Regions from separate parts of the Homo sapiens genome. Here all the other regions are linked to region 1. The links are chromatin contacts, found by Hi-C in ENCODE. All regions are on one chromosome and are shown on one strand. The core of a region is the stretch at or near the end of the contact, and the rest is flanking DNA. Distances in the headings are between cores, read along the strand shown.

What was found. A loop is a pair of places that touch in the nucleus more often than their neighbours do. Pooled maps may share reads with other maps.
Region 2: a loop to region 1 is called in a map of CD4-positive, alpha-beta memory T cell, with 34 times the contacts of the local background. The contact joins the promoter of RO60 here to the promoter of SWT1 in region 1. A Hi-C loop is called at or near these places in 2 of 168 maps with a recorded cell type or tissue (CD4-positive, alpha-beta memory T cell and naive thymus-derived CD4-positive, alpha-beta T cell) and 8 of 50 pooled maps.
Region 3: a map of natural killer cell shows a loop between it and region 1 (9-fold over the local background). The contact joins the promoter of TOR1AIP2 here to the promoter of SWT1 in region 1. A Hi-C loop is called at or near these places in 3 of 168 maps with a recorded cell type or tissue (CD4-positive, alpha-beta memory T cell, naive thymus-derived CD4-positive, alpha-beta T cell and natural killer cell), 1 of 37 single-sample maps with no recorded cell type and 14 of 50 pooled maps.

Annotation. Positions count from the first base shown.
Region 1 is chr1:185,154,583-185,159,067 of GRCh38, reverse strand. SWT1 (SWT1 RNA endoribonuclease homolog) reads right to left here and starts at 1,901. Exons shown (of 19, transcript NM_017673.7): 1 at 1,754-1,901. It overlaps TRMT1L (tRNA methyltransferase 1L), which reads left to right and starts at 2,115. Exons shown (of 15, transcript NM_030934.5): 1 at 2,115-2,590. The coding sequence starts at 2,356. RefSeq lists silencers at 1,509-1,628, 2,369-2,618 and enhancers at 2,169-2,278, 2,122-3,027.
Region 2 is chr1:193,057,307-193,061,791 of GRCh38, reverse strand. It overlaps RO60 (Ro60, Y RNA binding protein), which reads right to left and starts at 2,180. Exons shown (of 9, transcript NM_001173524.2): 1 at 2,016-2,180. It overlaps UCHL5 (ubiquitin C-terminal hydrolase L5), which reads left to right and starts at 2,432. Exons shown (of 11, transcript NM_001199261.3): 1 at 2,432-2,607. The coding sequence starts at 2,532. It also overlaps SCARNA18B. RefSeq lists enhancers at 1,281-2,013, 2,081-2,610, 2,014-2,746, 2,771-3,080.
Region 3 is chr1:179,875,437-179,879,921 of GRCh38, reverse strand. It overlaps TOR1AIP2 (torsin 1A interacting protein 2), which reads left to right and starts at 2,119. Exons shown (of 7, transcript NM_001199260.2): 1 at 2,119-2,229; 2 at 2,549-2,683. RefSeq lists an enhancer at 1,785-2,144.

The DNA of each region.
Region 1 (4,485 bases), core at 652-3,151:
GTCATGAGGACACTCAAACAGCCCATGGAAAGGCTCGCAAGGGAAGAACTACTGGCATCTTGCCAACAACCAGAACCAACTAACAGCCAGGCATGTGAGTGTGTTACCTTTGAAGCTGATGATCCTGCACCCCTAATCAAGTGACATGACAGCAGCCCTGGCACATATCTTCACTGCAACCTCAGGAGACCCAAAGCCAGATCAACCCAGAAAGTCATTTCTGAGTTCCTGACCCACAGAAACTGTGGAGTAATAAATGTTTACTGTTGTTTTAAGCTACTATGTTTTGGTATAACTTATGCAGTAGCAATAGATGAATAACATTATTTAATTCTTCAAACATTGACGATTCCTTCTTCAGGATGTCTTACAAGCACAGACCATGCTTAGAAATTCTTACAAAAATTCCCACAGAATCCAGACACTAAAATCTGACCCTTTTAATCTGGTTTCCAGCTGGTGTTAAATGACATTAACATACTGAATCTAGCTTTCAGTTAACCATCTAGTCATTTAGAAATAAAAAATCATCATGAACGACAGTAAAAAAAAAAAAAAGAAATGAGAACAAGAATTATTGGATGATGCACAGATATAGTTAGCATTTCTGTAAGTTATAGTCAGTGTTATCCCATTTTTAATTGACTGTTGAGCCATGAGTCAACTACACATTCAGGAATACTAGATAAAAGCTGTACGGGACGATCAGTAAAAGGGATTTAGGACTATAACTCACAGAAGCTCCACAGGGATAATCTGTTCCCATTAAACTGGGGAGAGGTTAAACACACACACACACCCCTCCAGATATATACTTCTTAACTATAGGGGGAGGAGTTAATTTCCAGTTAGTGCTTCAAAGTGCCAAATAATCATGCTATCTCTTCCCCGGGGTTCTGAAACAAGTAGGAAACAAATAGACCAAGAAGATTGGCGTTTATCAACTTAATTAACTAAGAAAAGCTAACTGGAAGCGCGCGTCTTGTTCTTGAGACTAAATTGGGCTTCCCTCTCCTGCCCTGATGCCTAGAAGGTTCGGACCAAGCCCAAGCAGGGCAGCCAGAAAGTTCACGTTTTTCTCCTTTCTGTCCCAGTGGATTTATCGCGGGGGGACAGAAGAAAGAAACAAGAAAGGCTCGAATGTCAAGTAGGCACTAAGAGTGAAGGGGAGAGAAGTACGGGGGACAGGGGACTCGCTAGCATATGTTTTGGGGATCTGAAACGCATCAAAATTAAATGCCCCGAAGCTCTACCCACTCAGAGCTCTGGTTATTAAAAGCCTGAAAACAAAGCAAAATAGAGCAAAACAACTAATTTCTATCCACTGGCCACACCGCAGAACTGCTGATACTGGCAACATGAAGACTAAAGCAAAAATAAAAACAAAGGAAAAGAGTGTTCGGGTCACGGTGTAGGTGAGGGTGCGAAATGAAGAACAGACCCTAATTCCAAGTCAGCTGGATGGACAGGCAAGCTCGTCAGCTGCTAGTAAACCGCCGCGGGCCCGCGGGCTCCGCACGAACCGACCAGACCCCAACACCGGGCAAGGGGCAGCCCCGGAGGCAAGCCGGGCCAGAACCACACCCTCCACGGAGCTGGCTCGTCCCCGGACCCGCCCACAGAGTCGCCCCGCCCAGGTCCGTGTGACTCCTGAGTCCCCAGTCCGGCCGGCCGCCCGCCCGCCAGTATACTTGGGGCGGGGGACGAGGGGGAACCTGCCCAGCAAAACGTCAACGCACCCCGCAGTTCCTACCTTACCAGCGCCGGCGGCAGTGGCAACTCCGGAGCCCCAAGCCAAAGGAGAGGGACCCCCGCCTCCCAACACACACACACACCCCGCCCCACCAACTGTATGCCTGCTGGGAAACGTAGTTCTGCGCCCGCATCCGCACTACCTACTCACCGCCCCACAGCGCTCGCTTAGATTTGCATTTACTTCCTCCGAGGCTTGAACTCCGGCCCCGCCCCCAGACTGCGCAGTGTATCCTGGGTGCTGTAGTCTTTGTTCGGTTTGGTGGTTGGCCGGTGGGCCGGAGACGCACCGTAGAAACCGAACCCTCTTACCCAATTGGACGCCGTCCCCAGTACGCTTCTGCGCAGTTTGTGGTGGCGTCGTAACGCCTCGGGGAAAGGGAAGCGGACGGGCATCTGGAATCGCTGCCTCTGGCTTTCTGTTTTCTACTAACAGGATTTGGTCACTGGTTCTTCATCTTTTGTCTGTTGCACGCATCCCGCCCTCCCCACTTGCTTCCCCACTCCTTGGATCCAGCCCTGTGGGCATTCACGTCAGTTCTCTGACCCCGCCGTGAGCCCCGCTCCGGGTCCCCGGGCGGGCTTGGCACGGAGGCGGTAACTATGGAGAATATGGCGGAGGAGGAGCTGCTGCCCCTGGAGAAGGAGGAGGTGGAGGTGGCCCAGGTCCAGGTCCCGACCCCGGCCCGGGACTCGGCTGGGGTCCCAGCTCCGGCCCCGGATTCGGCTCTGGACTCGGCTCCGACTCCGGCCTCGGCTCCAGCCCCAGCCCCTGCCCTGGCCCAGGCTCCGGCCCTGTCCCCGTCCCTAGCCTCTGCCCCTGAGGAGGCTAAAAGCAGTAAGTGCAGAAGGCCCAGATCTTTCTGCTGCAGAAGAGAGAAAGTGCGCCTTGCTGGGAAGTAGGGGAGGCCCTTCACCGGGATGGTTTTTATGGGGCAAGGCAGGTTTAGGAAAATGGTGGGGAGGAAAGAGGGGCCCGTGTAGCGGCTAAAGCAGGGTTACAGAATGGGAGACGGCATCTTCATAAGCCTCGAGGATGTCACGGTGAGGGATATGCGGAGAGCAGGAATGCTGCAGATAGAAGGAAATAATGAGGTTAAGGGCTTTTTCTTAAAAGGGAGTCTTTTTAAGGTACAAAAATAGGAAGTTACACATAATTTGGTAGTTTCCCGCAGTCCAGTCTGCCATGGTTAACTAAGTTCTTTCAAATGTGACATAGTAACCGAGGCAACCTGTTTACGGTAGTAGATCCTAGCTGCCAACATTTCTAAACCATTACTGTCAACTAGCTTTTCTGCTTCGACAGCCACAAGGAGATGAGTTTTTCTCATTTCAGTTTTCTTTTCCCCCGCTAGCAGCTTGCCTCCGAAAAGATTTTGAGGCTGAGTAGTAGTTTAGGAAAGAGTCGACTAAATTTACGGATGTTTTCCCCCATACATAAATACCAATTGAGTTTTGTACTCCATTCCATCAGAAATAGACTGTTGAGAATTAATGGCCCATATTATTGTGCTTCTGAATGTGCCTGCATGTTTTCTAAGTGGTGGTTTATTGGACCATATAGGAATTTAAAAGACTGATGAGTAACACTTTCTTAAGGATCTTCTAACATTTTAAAATGTAAGGTCTAAGAAAGACATAATTTAAGTTCTTTTAACATTTAGTTTGTGGTCATAAGTTGACCTTTATGTGCTTTCTGAATTGGAACTTAAAATAATCTTTAATTCATTATTTTTTCTACTTCTAGGCCAGTTTTGAGTTTAATATTTATAAAAGGTTAGATAGTTATAGATAGGATTATTTTGCAGTTTTGAAACAACATACAAATTGTTATAGATTTCAGAGTAGGGCTAATCACAGGAAAGACAAAAGTCAGAATGCTTCAGGTAAGCCCCTTCTCATTATATAAGATCAGAGCTTGTAGGTACAAAATAAGGCCAGTTGTTTCTTCAACTACAGTGGGTAGGGATCGGGGAGGCATGGGGAGCTGAGAGGGTTCCACCCTCCTAAGTAGCCTCCTACCTCACTTCGAAGTTGTATTTGTTTATATTAGTCAGAAGTGGTTCAGCAGCTTTGGGAAATGCATGCATTCTCTACCTCCTCACCATCAAAAATATGTTAAACATAGAAAAGACTTATCTATATATTCCAAAATTTACAAATATGTAATTTGAAGAAGGTATACTATATGGGAAACTGAAAATGCATTAGTAGGACAAATATGTAATGATTGAGAAGTCTGAAATGCATTAGAACTAATACATATATTAATCACATTTTAAACATTATTTTTAGTTGATCTAGTTAGTCCTTTGAAATCAGTCATAACTAGGTAAGATGAAGATAGCCTATCTGAAATAGAATTGAAAATTGAGGAAAAAGTAATAGAATAAGTTGTAAAAGACCCTCCTAGCATCTTGGAGACATCTAATTTAACAAGAAGTTTGCCTGTTGACTTCTGGATTAATAGTGTGTTACAAAAAGCAGATTGAGTATTTTGCATACAGATTGTCTGATACGCACTATCTTAAACCAGAAGGTGATTTCAGAGATGTTTATAGGCATATCATGCATTTTTAAACAGATCTTCAAGAGTTTCTTCAGTAGTAGACCACAGGATTTTTAGTTTTCTAACTTAACCAAGCTCCTTTCTCTTATTTTGTGCTATTTAATAGAATAATTTCAATAGGCACGTCTTTATTGATTGCTGTTTATCTTGTTTTACATACACAG
Region 2 (4,485 bases), core at 931-3,430, 7.9 Mb before region 1:
AGGCTGGTCTTGAACTCCTGACCTCGTGATCCACCCGCCTGGGCCTCCCAAAGTGCTGGGATTACAGGCGTGAGCCACGGTGCCCGGCCAAGCATGGCCGCATATTAAATTGGTTGTGGATATTTTATACAATGTCCATTTCTCTACTTTTAAATTTAATTTAGAATGCAAAATCAGGAAATGCTAGTAACACACATTATATAATAGCACTTGTTTCACAATCATCAGAACTACAGCATATACAGTATCTTTTATCAGTACTAATGTGTTATTTCCAAGGAATCCTACATTTTTCTTGAATTTACACATCTCAATATCTTCCAAAGTCTCTTTATAATTTATTTGAAAATGCTGCCTTTCATCTCAAGAAGTCAAACACATTTGCAGATTATTCCTTTTTAAATGAAGTCAAAGCTGACATATCTATGAGAGTGCATGACAAATGTAAAGAAACAACAATAGAAAATTGGGCCCATGATAGAGGTTTGTTTACCCATGATACAGGTATCTGAATCCACTGATCAATGTGATGCTATAAAAACTGATGAGGAAGGAACTGTGGCAAAAATGACAGCATGCTAGTCTGAGGGGAGCTGCCAACTGGTTGCCACGTGGTATGGAACTAGTAGTTGCCAGATCTCATTTTTCTCAAAGACCCAGAAATCTGGCTTTTTATGTAAACTCTCAGGATTAAACGTTAACATAATGAAAGGCATCTTAACCCCCTTCTCTGCTTACTTCTAGATTGTGCCAAAGGCTAAATTTTCAGTTTGGTCTTTCTACAATAGGTACCATGTTAATTAAGTTGGGTATCAAGTACATTTTAGTTTTGATGTATTTTGCACAGAAAACATTTTCAAGTTCATAGCAATATTACAGATTAAAAAAAATACCACAAACTACTTTGGGCTCTGATGCCAATCATTCTGGACTCTGTGCCTCTTAAACTTTTCCAATAAAGTATCTCAAGGAAATATACTGTACAGAATCCTCCTAGTCTCCAAGTTGAGGGCAGAGTTTCCGGAGATAAACTTCAAGAAAGTTACAAAAAAAATTTTTTTTAAACCAACACTTCATACAAATTTTGGCTTCTACCCCATAGCGTACTCAGGCTCCTTTTAATACAAAAGCTGCTCTGTTGCTTCCCTCAATAAAATTTACCACGTTTATTTCATGGCTTCACATAATCTGTAGCACAAGGCTCCCTAACTCCAGGGCACAAGTCACCTATTTGAGAAGGAAGGAGTCAGAGTTTTACCCACTAAAACATTTTTTTTTTCTGGAAGCCAAAGGTCTTTCTTGGAATATGTAGCTTTTAAGGAGTAAATATACACTTAACGACTTCAATATACTCTTAAAAACTTTAATCTTAACACTATAGTATTCTATAAGAGCCTGCTGAATGAGGGCAATTTAGTAAATATTTAGTAAATATTTGGTTTAACTCATCATCCAGTTTTAGAACCATTCCAAATGTTTTTAGATTAATACACGACATTTGTTTTCAACCTAATTTTCCCTTGACGCACCGCATCCCCTTCCACTAGTCTAGCAGCCCCATGGACAAACCTTTCTCCTCTCCCTCGTTATTCCTCTGTGATAAATTCACCCTGTCTTCCCACAAAGATCCTTCTTCCAAAACCCAGATCCCGGGCGACGCCTCTCCGCGCAGAAGCCGCGGGAGAAGGAGGAGAAAGAGGAGGAGTAAAGCAGGCCCTCTCGACGTCGGCCTGTGGGGAGCGATGCCGACAAGCAGGAGCGGTCCCGGCTTCGGAAAGGGCCCACCCTGAGGAATGGTCCGGCCGGGCCTAGCGAGGATGTCCCTACCGCGATGCTGGTTCCGTTACCCAGGGTGGACAGGCGCGGAAGCGGGACGGGGAAGAGCGATAGTTTCGCGGCGTTTGCCCAGCCTCAACCCCTGGGATGCGGGTGAGAGACATGGAGGACTGGTCAGAATTTGCGCGTCCCTGGGGCCGCACAAAAGGCTCCCAGCCGGCCTCCCGCAATGTCCTCACCTGTACCTGGCAGCCGACCCCCTGGATCCGCAGCGCCGCCAGGAGAAGTCCTGCGCAGCGCTGGGAAACGACAAAAGAAGGCAGCCTGACGGGCAGCGACAGCCACAGCAACAGCAACAGCCCCACTGCCGCCGGGGATTCCAGGTTCGGTTCCCGGGAACGAGTCCTGCCCCTCTTCTTTTGCCCCGCCTCCGCCCCAGAGGGGCGAGGATCCCGGATGTTGCCTCCTCGGCGCTGTGAATCACCGCCCTTTCTTCTCAGGCCCCAGCCCTTCCGAATCCGCTACGGGTGCTGCAAGGCCTGGGAAGAGTTTCGATGTCTCTAGGGTGGCTAGAGCGTCCTCCCGCGCTCAGTCGCGCTGCAGGTGACGGCGCCCGGAGGCTGTCGGGAAGTAGGCGGGGTGACGTGTGGTTGACGAGCTCGGCGGCGGGTTTGCTGAGATCTGTGGCCGGCGGCAGCTGGTGCGGGGGGCAGCTGAGAGCGAGAGGTGGATCGGGGCGGTGTGTGGCCAGGGCCATGACGGGCAATGCCGGGGAGTGGTGCCTCATGGAAAGCGACCCCGGGGTCTTCACCGAGCTCATTAAAGGATTCGGTGAGAACCAAGGGGACCGTCCTGGGCCTGGGGTCACGGGAGGAGGCCCAAGCTGGGCATGGAGTGGTTCCCTGCGGCCACCGCCGCCCCGCGTCTGGAGAGGTGACTTCAGGAACCTGGAGTCCGGGTGGGGGAAATGTAGATGTTCTGCCCTCTCCTCAGCTCGAGACAGTCGCGTTTCCACAGTAATTTGTAGAGCCACACCACGAGGGCAAGGATCGTGTCAGTCTTGTGCCTGCTGCATCCTCAGGACCTGGCACCCAAATCCTGTAATTGACTTGAGGGCCCTCGCTCCCCAAGCTCTTAAGCACGTATTGCCCTTTGCACTGCCCCTTCTCTGCGGCGCGCACCTTATCCCGGGCTGGTGAGGTCAAGTGCATTGCTCAGGCCATTAGTCCTGCAGAAGCCACCCTAGGGTGCGCCTTCTCAAGGGTGAGGTGTCTGCGGCTCAAGCCGCCCAGGAACTCGAGATTCTGGTTATTCAAAGCAGAACGCCTTGAATGTGTGAATAGCTCTTCGGGACGTCCACACACGCTGACTGCGTGGGCCTGAAAGGCCACTTCACTGGTTCCGCTCTCTGCTCATTTCTGGCTTCCGGTGAAGTGAGTTTTCTTGAGCTAGTGTTCTAGACTAGAGGCCACATGCTTTCCTCACAGTTTCTCTCTGGCTGTATTTAGTGCCTTTCGTCCTAAATAATCAACACATTTTACTTTTTATCCTTCCCTATTTATCTTGTTCTTAGTCTCTTCTTTGGACAGTACGTTTTTATCTATTTCCCAAGTGTTATTGACTCTACGATGTTAAAACTTTTACGCGGGATTAACAATTAAACGTTGATGTAGATATTGCCTGTTGTACACAGCTTAATATTTGGAATGTCATTTATCAAGCATATGTTGTTCATCTTCTATATCTCAGGCACAGTGGTAAGGATTGGGAAATTTTCTTTTTTTTGTTTGAGACAGAGTCTCGCTCTGTCGCCCAGGCTGGAGTGCAGTGGCGCGATCTTGGCCCACTGCAACCTCCATCTCTCGGGGTCAAGCGAATCTCCTACTTCAGCCTCCCGAGTAGCTGGGATTACAGGCACGCGCCACCATGCCCGGCTAATTTTTTTTTTTTTAGTAGAGACAGGGTTTCACCATGCTGGCCAGGCTGGTCTCAGCTCCTGACCTCGTGATCCACCCGCCTCGGCCTCCCAAAGTGTTGGGATTACAGGCGTGAGCCACGCGCCCACCCAAGGATTGGGAAATTTTCATGTGAATAAACCATAACTGCTGTTTCGAATAATTGACAGTCAAACTATAATATGGTGTGTTAATTGCTATGTTAGAGTATATACAAAATGTTAAAAGTACACAGGTCATGGAGGAGCACAGCCAGAAGGAAAAGCATAAACAGTAGTGATGTTAAAGTATATGGGTTAGCCAACAGCTAGCAAAGTGACTAGAACATAATATAGCAGACTGGAGGAATATTTATTTGGATCTGAAACTGAAAAGATAAACTGAGGACAGATTGTATGCCATGTTGTATAGTTTGAATTGCCCTGTAGTGACTGGGGATTTACCTATCAAATATATTTTAATGCTGAAATGACATTATTTTCATAATTAAGGTTTATTGTGCTTTTAAGTGTGCAGGGCAGGTTGGAATAAAGTGAGAGAAGCTAGACATCTCTTAAAATGGTTGGAGTCCGAGATGATTGGCTAAACTAGTGGGTTAGGAAGGAGGAGTTAGATTCAATAAGTTTGCTATATTTAAATCAACAGTTGCATGTGGTAATGTCTGCTCTTCATTCCTTTGGGAGCAGAAATACATCCATAACACGCTAAATTAAAAAAGGAGTTCTCAGGGCTGCCAACCTTACAGTAGAGGTTG
Region 3 (4,485 bases), core at 870-3,369, 5.3 Mb after region 1:
GAGGCAAAGCTAAACTGTTATGAAACTAGATACTCTGCTGTAGCTATTATCCAGACTATAAGAGTGGCTGAAAAGAGGTGACATTACAGTGACAGTAGAGTCATAGCCAATATTATAAGGGATGCGCTGGGCCACTAAAAAAGGATGCCTCAGCTCTGGATATTAAAGTTACTTTGGGAATTTGAGAAATCTGGAGGAATTCAGTGACCCAAAAAAGAAGACCGGTAAGAAAAGAAATGATTAAAACAAAGAATACACTTAATAATTCATTTACTTATCAAACGTGTGCCAGCAATGAGGAAGACTATCTTTAGGGAATTTGTCATTTATTGGGAACGACAGAAACACGAAAAATTACAATTCAGATTAAATGGCATTAATTCACACACTTAACTATTAGGGCTAGGTCTGGAAATCCTGTGCTCTTGAGACTGGGTTCCTAAATCAGTTATTTTATTTCATTTTTAATTAATTTATTTATTTAGAGACGGAGTCTCGCTCTTTCGCCTAGGCTGGAGTGCAGTGGTGCAATCTCGGCTTACTGCAGCCTCCCCCAACTCCAGGTTCAAGTGATCCTCCTGCCTCAGCCTCCCGAGTAGCTGGGATTACAGGTGCCTGCCACCATGCCCAGCTAATTTTTGTATTTTTAGTAGACATGGATTTTGCCATGTTGGCAAGGCTGGTCTTGAACTCCTGACCTCAGGTGATCCATCCGCCTTGGCCTTCCAAAGTGCTGGGATTACAGGTGTGAGCCACCACGCCTGGCCAAAATAATTATTTTAAATGAAACATTTTAGAACAATAAATTTTTTGTACAGGAACTTTTTGCTTTAGGGTAAGCAGAAGTTCATTTATTTAAAGAGATAAATCTATCCGTTGTGACTTAGTAGTACAAATGAAGTAGGCAAACAATTTTAATAAGGAAAAGATGATTAAAATATTAAACAGGAGGAAGTTAATTAAAGACATAGTAGCTGGCTCCATTTATTCCCCAGTCTTACAAATGATAGAAAAATATTTTAATGACAATACAAATGAAAATTCCTGGAAATGTTATACTGAAATTAATTAAACACAATAAAGTGAATGGAATATAGTATTCTTTTTGTTGAATTAGGACTTGCAGTTAATTATTAAACACCATCCAAGAGTGTTACCAAATCCTGTCACTTCTGCCAAGAGAGGGTGATTGAGAAGTGAAGGCACCAAAAATCACATTAAATGAGGAATTATTAATTCAATAAATACTTGAGCTACTGTGTAGTAGGCAGTCCCTGTTCTCTGTGCTGGGGATACAGCAGTGAACAAAATAGACTAAAAGACAAAAAATGTTTCCTGCCTTCTTGGAGATTATATTCTATGGGAGGAGTCGGGCAAAAATCAAAATAAGTAAAATAGTGTGTTGGTCAGGACTGTTATGGGAAAAAAAAGAGGAAAGGGGAAGGGAGTTTTACATGAATAGATTTCTTCTTGAAATTTGGTTAGATTTGTCCTGAATTGCTGTAGGTCAAGAACAGGAATTTTAGACTTACTTCATTTTTCCCCCAACAAATTGTATGTTCTTGGGTAAATTGCTCGCCATCTCTTAATTTTCACATTTATAAAATTAGTAGATCAAAACAGCTATTTTTTGTCACTACTGTCATTTAACAGAAATGCTGCATACGTCATCTAATCTACTAATAACAAACTTATGAGGTAAGTAACGTTGTCCCCATTTGACACACGAGCAAACTGAGGTTTAGATTAGGCAACTCATTGGATTACATGCTCCTCTTAATGGCACAGAGGGTGTGTTCCAGGACATGGTGCTTGCCATTATCATTTGGTACTGCTGCTCACTGTGTTGGTCCTATGAGTTTCTTCAGTCTATGAATTTCAGGTCAGGGTGGTCGACGTCTTACAGAGATGCCTGTAATCCTGTCAGCATGAGATTGCATGGGACCTCTGCGGTTTGGTCGCGCATTTACCGCGCCTGTCGCTGGGTCAGACGACCTGGCAGTAGAGGGTGAAGGATGGAGAAGGCAGAAGGCAGGGCACGGAGACTACTAGTCCCAGGATTCCACGGGCGCCTTCCGGCGGAAAGTGTTTGTCATATGGGCGGGGACCCTGGACGACATTCGGGCCGCGGCGGCCGCTGGGTGCAGCCGAGCGGTGTGGAGCGGAGAGAATACTCGAAGGGCTCTCCTGATACTAACAGTTTTACGATTTAAAACTTCGCCAGAATTTGTAAGTAAACAAAATGACTATGCAGCTTTTCCATGTTTTAGTATTGAAACTGATATCTTGAATTTTTGAAAAGGACTTTCAGAAACGGTCCCTCCCCACCCCCACCTTCGTACCGCACAAATGGTATTTTTATTTTTATTGTTTTTGAGACAGGTACTTGCCCTGTCACCGAGGCTAGAGTACAGTGGCGTGATCATAGCTCACCACAGCCTCATACTTCTGGGCTCAAGGGATCCTCCCGCCTCAGCCTCCCAAGTAGCTGGAACTACAGGCCCGCACCACCATGCCCTACTAATTACTTTATTTTTTATTTTTATAGCGACAGGGTCTCACTGTATTGCCCAGGTTGGTCTCGAACTCCTGGCTTCAAGCGATTCTCCCACCTCAGCCTCCCAAAGTGCTGGGATTACAGGCGTGAGCCACCACGCCTGGCCTCACTCAAACAGTAAACGAGGTAGGTTGGGGGTATATTTTTGTTTTGGGATAAAAAGAAACTGAATCTTATAAATATTAAATGGGTTAAGATGTGAGTAAATTTTTGGGTTTAGACTTTAAGGTGAGAAGCCGAATTATTTTAGGGTTCGAAATGTGAGTGGGAAATTTGCCTACTAGTGTAGGCGGCGATTACTCCATTCCCAACATGCCTAGGTTCTCGACATTCATAATCTTAATCCTGAAAAGATAATACTTAAAAAAAAAAAAAATTGGTGCTAAAAAGGGCAAAGTTGAAGTTTTAGTAAGACCTCCTACCATTTTGCTTACATATTATATATGTACCATTCTCCCAATTGTATTTAATACCTGATGAAAAAGTTTGTGCCTTTTCCTTCTTTTAACAAATTTCATAGTACTCTCTACTTTATGAGTAATGCTTAATTATCAGACTTTATACTGTTACACAGATCCAGAAATGAGTTACATAGATTAAACATACTGGCTTTGTTTTACCTGTCTTTAGGTTTTAACACATTTTATTTTGGATCTGTATGAGAGATCCTTTCTTTGTTTTAAGCTGTGGCAGTTATCCATGTTTTTTGAGCTTTTTTTTTTGAGCACAAGATGAGGATATAAAAGGCCAGTGGAAACATTTAATAAAAAAAGGAACTTCATGGTAGAGTAACTACAGATGTTTTTGGAAGACTTTGTGTGGATTAGAATAGTTTGAAAAACTAACATTTGTTATGAAAACTGAGTGCCTGTCTTCAGTAATGTTTATTATGCTGAACGTGCAGTCCACAACTTGATTACCTGTTTTTCTGCTGGTTTGTTACGCAACCTTGCGTGACTCATTTAAGAACTATTTTATCTAGTTTCTTTCCTAATGTAGAGGTAATGCTAGCTTGAGAGCTTCAATAATTTATAAATAAATTAACTTCAGAATGTAGCTAATTATTTGAGGATTATTGGGTGTTTTAATAATGTATTGTATCTTGTATATAACTTATTTTTGCCTAAGAAGTAATTTCTGTATTCCATTCATTTCCATGGAACACAGAAGTCAAAATTCTATTCCAGGAAAGTCCACACTTCTTTGAAGTGCCACTTGAATTTCCTGAAGGAATGTTTGCTTCAAAAAGCCTTGTCTGCTTTATCACTTTGAGGTTGTTCACTAAGTCAACTGTGAAGGCCCATAAACTTGGAGATTCGACAACTTCCAAAAAAATTTAAAGAATGAAGAATTGGCTGTTTTATTTACCATTTAGAATTTTGATTGTGTTAAAATTTCATTAATATTTCTACATCATATGAACTACTGGATTAAACTGTGTCCTACAAGAAGGAATTCATAGGGCGATCATATATTACCATAAATTTTGCACAGAAATCAAGCACTTGGGAATAAGGAAGCGTGTCCCTAACATTGGTAATGAGCATAGACTGGAGTCATAGCTGGGTTTGAATTCCTATTTTGTTACTGTGTGGGCTGTTTTCCTCTTTACTAATATTTAAAGGAGCTGGCACATGATTTTTTTTTTTTTGGTGCCATGGCTCTGGTATGAACTGTGCACATAATTTTGGTAATCGAAATTTCTGGGAAGAAAATTCACCTATAACTCCACTACCTCAACAAATCAAATTGTTTGATTTTTAGAGATTTTCCTTCAGCCCTTGACCATGAGTATCTATCATGTAAATGTAATGACATTTTTGGAAAAAGTCAAATTTTGAAACATTGGTGTCTTCTGGGGTTTTAATTATATAAATGAAGCTGTCTGGTTTTGCCTTTAATAGTTCAAATAATAATTATTTACGGTT